Regions from separate parts of the Homo sapiens genome. Here region 2 is linked to region 1. A link is an interaction called in ENCODE POLR2A ChIA-PET data of the cell type or tissue named here. Cell type or tissue: GM12878. All regions are shown on one strand.

Region 1 (2,500 bases):
AGGCTGGTCTTGTGATCCACCTGCCTCAGCTTCCTAAAGTGCTGGGATTACAGGCGTGAGCCACCGTGCCCAGCTGAATATTGTTTTATAAAAGTAAATTTTAAAGATTATTAAACTAAATACCATAAAACATTCCTTTTGTCCCTTTGAAAAGGTGTGAACCTCAAGCCCTTATCTTCTTCAATATTCTCATTTAAAGTTAAGGAAACAGAATTCATGAAATGGAAATGCCAGATTTGCTCCAGAAAGCACAGCTAGGATAGGGTGGATACAAATGGTTGCAAGGAGAGAGACATATAGGATTTTAAAAAATGTGGATCTAAGATGTCCCAGAGTAAAGTGGTTTGTTTTAGGAAGGAACAAGAGGTCATCCCTCAGTGATGCCAAAAAGTAACTCCTATCTTGGGAGAGGATAAATGACTTCTCAGGACCACTTCTTTGGCTGTAAGACTTAGAAGTTTTAATGAGCTGTGCAGATCAGACATCACACAGGTAGTACAACTCAGAGAGTAGGATGATTCCCATTCATTCTCATTACTTCTCTTGCTGCTTTGCATAGAATTTATTGGGAAATAATTAAGTCAGTATTATGAATAGAGTTATTATTTCTACCTTTACCCATACTCTAACCAGTCCCCCAATTAAAACAAACCAAAATATTTTCAGTACTATTAGCCATATGCCCACATTGTTGATTTGATTTCATTGTGTTTGTTGTTAACAAGGTTGTGAGCAAGCAGACTGTTTACATTTACATTTATGTCATGTAATGGCTAACAAAAACATCAGAAATGGAATGAAGATTAAGTGGTGTAGCATTACATGCTGTGAGGTCTAATTTTATAATCCTTGTCTTCCAGTTTCTCTACTTTTAATAGAGCTGGGAAGCCATTTGAGTTCTTTATTGGGTCTAGTGACCAAGAAGCTGTGGACTCTGGCACAAGTCTCCTTTTTCTTGACATTCACTTATAAAAATGTTCACGATTTGCCAACTGAAACTGTATATATTCAGCCATCTTTCTCAAGATCATACCTGTAAACAATACTTTTTTGCCTTGATTAATTATTCTTGAGTTGACCTGTTTTAGTGAAATACAATTAGGCTGTCTTTGGAATGACACTGATAGATAGTTTAAACTGATATTAAAAACCTGCTAAATATGCTATAGATGGATTATATGCCAGCCATATTTTTGGTTACTTATTAAGATTGTTAAAAATAAGAATGATGACGAACATCCAATTTTGGAGCTGTAGCATGACTTGGAGGGCTTATTCAGTAATATATTCATGGCATGAATGTTTCTAATTTTAATATAAAGAAGTTTTCATTTCAATTAATGCTATGAAATATTGAGTATTAAAGATTATAGAAAAGCCCATAATTGTGTTACAATGCGATAATAATCATTGGTCACTCAACGGTATCTCTCTACCAAAGATAAGAGGTAGAGAGGCAAATAAGAATTTGCCTACAAAAGACTGAAAACAATGAAATTCTAATAAATGAAAATGTCTTTATATCTTACCAGGTCTTCGTAAGCATGATGTATGCTTTTTAATTACCGTACGTCCCACAAAACCTTATGGCACTAAGTTTGACCGGAGGAGACCTTTTATTGAGCAGGTTGGCCTGGTTTATGTCAGAGGCTGTGAAATTCAGGGCATGCTGGATGATAAAGGACGTGTCATTGAAGATGGTATGGTGACCTATATTTTTGAAAGAGTATGTGTATAGAATGATAAATTTCTTTGCCTTTTTCCCTTTTTGCTTCTTAGGTAATATTTTTTAGTTCTTTTACCTACTAAATTGACACAAAGGATTTTGTATCAAATATGTGTAGGGTACCTACCGTGCAGTTTTAGATATAGGTAACATGGTTTCTCACTGTGTCACACAGGCTGGAGTTCAGTGGCACAATCTCGGCTCACTGCAACCTCTGCCTCCTGGGTTCATGCGATTCTCCAGCCTCAGCCCTGCTAGTAGCTGGGACCATAGGCACGTGCGACCATGCCCGGTTAATTTTTGTAGAGATGGGGTTTCCCCATGTTGCCCAGGCTGGTCTCAAACTCCTGAGATCAAGCACTCCACTTGCCTCGGCCTCCCAAAGTGCTGGGATTACAGACATGAGCCGCCACCACACCCAGACAGTTTCAGAACTTCTATGTTAGATATTGGAAAGGACAGGATCTTTTTCTTTTTTTCCCCCCAAGACGGAGTTTTGCTCTGTCAACCAGGCTGGAGTGCAGTGGCGCGATCTTGGCCCACTGCAACCTCTGCCTCCCAAGTTCAAGCAATTCTGCCTCAGCCACCCCAGTAGCTGGGATTACAGGTGCCTGCCACCGCGCCTGGCTAATTTTTGTATTTTTAGTAGAGACAGAGTTTCACCATGTTGGCCAGGCTGGTCTCGAACTCTGGGACAGGATCTTTTGAAATCATCTTTATTCAAAGCTTTTTAAAATATGTAATACTTTACCATATTTTTTTTAAGAAACACTC
Region 2 (2,500 bases), 150 kb before region 1:
ATTTCAGAACTGCCTCTCAGTTCAAATTTCAGAGCAAATATGCCTGCTCACAGCACAGCAAATACATTGCTTCTTCTCTGATCTTTGTTCAAATATTGGCCCACCCCCATTTAGAATACATGACTTTGACCATGATACTTGAACTCTGAGTTCTTGTGTAAAACAGAAATACAAGCCGGGCGCGGTGGCTCACGCCTGTAATCCCAGCACTTTGGGAGGCCAAGGCGGGCGGATCATGAGGTCAGGAGATTGAGACCATCCTGGCTAACAAGGTGAAACTACTAAAATACAAAAAATACCATCTCTACTAAAAATACAAAAAATTAGCCAGGCGTGGTGGCGGGCGCCTGTAGTCCCAGCTACTCGGGAGGCTAAGGCAGGAGAATGGCGTGAACCTGGGAGGCGGAGCTTGCAGTGAGCCAAGATCATGCCACCGCACTCCAGCCTGGGGGACAGAGTGAGACTCCGTCTCAAAAAACAAACAAACAAAAACAAACAGAAATACAAATTTCCACTTCACTGGGCTACTGAAGGATTAAATGCAAATATATATATATATATAAAATAACTATCACAATGCCTGGCACCTACCAGTCAGTTTCTATAGCCTTTCAAACAAAGTGGCAAGGCTAAGAGCCCTATGTGCTGTTCGTCTCTTGCACTGACAACCCCACCTCTGAAAAGTCTGCACAGACAGCCTCAGTGCAGTCAAATAAGGCTTGTTGCTTTTCCTTTTCCTCATATTTGCCAAGAGCCATTTTCATAACTCTTTAGTACAGAAATAAGAAGGAAAACTGCTGAAACTCGAAGTGGTTTGACTTACTTTTGTTAGTCTCTAGTTGAGAAGAGAATAAGACTAAAGACCAAAATGAAATTTTTGCTTTGGGCGTGTGGGCTTAATTCATCTGTGCTATCACTCTCGTGGCCCTGAGAAATAGGGGCTGCTCTAAGTAGGCACATGGTAACCACCTACTGATCTGTTTTTGTTAAAGTGTGTTCTGTATTTTCATTTGTACTTGTTTTAAATTTTGTGAGTCTTCTGGGAGTAGACAAAGATTAAACATGGGTAGCAGGTTTTCTTTCTTTCCCTTCTGTCTTCTGACGTGTTTCCTATTTCTTTGTTGGGTAGAATTAGCGTGTTTCCTTTGTTTTTAATAGTTCCTTAAACTTTCAGTCCTACTCAGCCCTATTTTAAGCTACTTTGTCTTTTTGTTTTTCGCTTTTGGTCAGTGGAGGGACTCTATAGTTTGTCAGGATGTGCCTCTGTACGATGAAAACTAGAGAGAAAATTCTGACAAGTAGAGTTTTTTCTTTGATTAGCTTTCTCATGTGGAGTCAAGTCCTCTGCTTGCCTCACCAGGACAGGTGGTGAAGAAGCTTTTCAGATCTTTTTTTCTTCTAGGAAAGCTTGCACATCTGGAGCACAGCCCTCCTTTCTTATTTTTTGCTATGTTGTTCAAAGCTTTTTAAGAAAAAAAAACATAAACAGCAAAGAAAAAAATTGGTTTTTCATACCAAGTTGGCTTTTATTGGATGCCCTCAACTGCAGAGACATATTTAAAGGGCAGCTGGCCACCTTCTTTTGAGGTCAGACAGCTGACTCTTAATCATATTGACAATTTCTGGCTGGGAAGAAACATCTAAAAAACGTATTATGAAACATAAAAGTGGAGGCAGCTCTTTACCTTGCCACTTCCCCCTCCAGTCTCTACAGGAGTTCCTCCAAACAAAGCTCACGTTCCAAGAGTGGCAGGCCCACTTCTTCTATCTCATTCTCCTTCGCAGCCTTTGAACGACCTCTCTCATCCTCCCATCTCTCACAGCCTCACCTCTCTAGGTATTTGGAACCTTACGCTTTGCAGATGAGGAAAATTTAATGCCTCAATGATAACTTCAAATGGCATTTTAGCCCCTACAGAAATGAATAAATCATCAGATTCACTTTTCATTTGGGAACTGAAAGGGATTATAGCCCACAAGAACTTCAGGATCCTCATTTGGAACCCTGCTTTAGGAAGGCTTTTTTTCTTTTTTTTTTTTTTTTTTTTTGAGACGGAGTTTCTCTCTTGTTGCCCAGGCTGGAGTGCAATGGCACGATCTCGGCTCACTGCAACCTCTGCCTCCCAAGTTCAAGCAATTCTCCTGCCTCAGCCTCCCGAGTAGCTGGGATTACAGGCACCTACCACCATGCCCAGCTAATTTTTGTATTTTTAGTAAAGATGGGGTTTCACCATGCTGGCCAGGCTGGTCTTGAACTCCTTACCTCAGGTGATCTGCCCACCTCGGCCTCCCAAAGTGCTGGGATTACAGACGTGAGCCACCACACCTAGTCAGGAAGGCGTTTTATACAGACATGCCCTGCCCTTGCCCGTGACCTGCCCTTGCCCATGACCTTGAGGACATAGGGCTCTATTTCCACTAGTCAGAAGCCCCTAAGGCGAAGGCTTTCTGAGACAAGAAAAAGTAATTTATGGAACCAGTAATATTTAAGTGATAATAA

The links. Peaks named below come from ENCODE experiments on the same cell type or tissue, not always from the same donor. Only the 100,000 strongest peaks of a DNase experiment are listed, where the experiment ranks them.
Region 2: POLR2A ChIA-PET joins it to region 1 with 7 read pairs; 2 of 35 experiments call an interaction of 5 or more read pairs at or near these places.

Annotation. Positions count from the first base shown.
Region 1 is chr15:34,905,745-34,908,244 of GRCh38, reverse strand. AQR (aquarius intron-binding spliceosomal factor) reads left to right here. Exons shown (of 35, transcript NM_014691.3): 18 at 1,533-1,700. Among named protein-coding and RNA genes, the nearest start is that of AQR, 63 kb to the left of the region's middle. In GM12878, no CTCF peak of the experiment used is centred here; no DNase peak of the experiment used is centred here.
Region 2 is chr15:35,057,465-35,059,964 of GRCh38, reverse strand. No RefSeq gene overlaps it. Among named protein-coding and RNA genes, the nearest start is that of NANOGP8, 27 kb to the left of the region's middle. In GM12878, no CTCF peak of the experiment used is centred here; a DNase peak (open chromatin) is centred at 1,202; H3K4me3 peaks cover 1,060 bases; H3K27ac peaks cover 1,244 bases.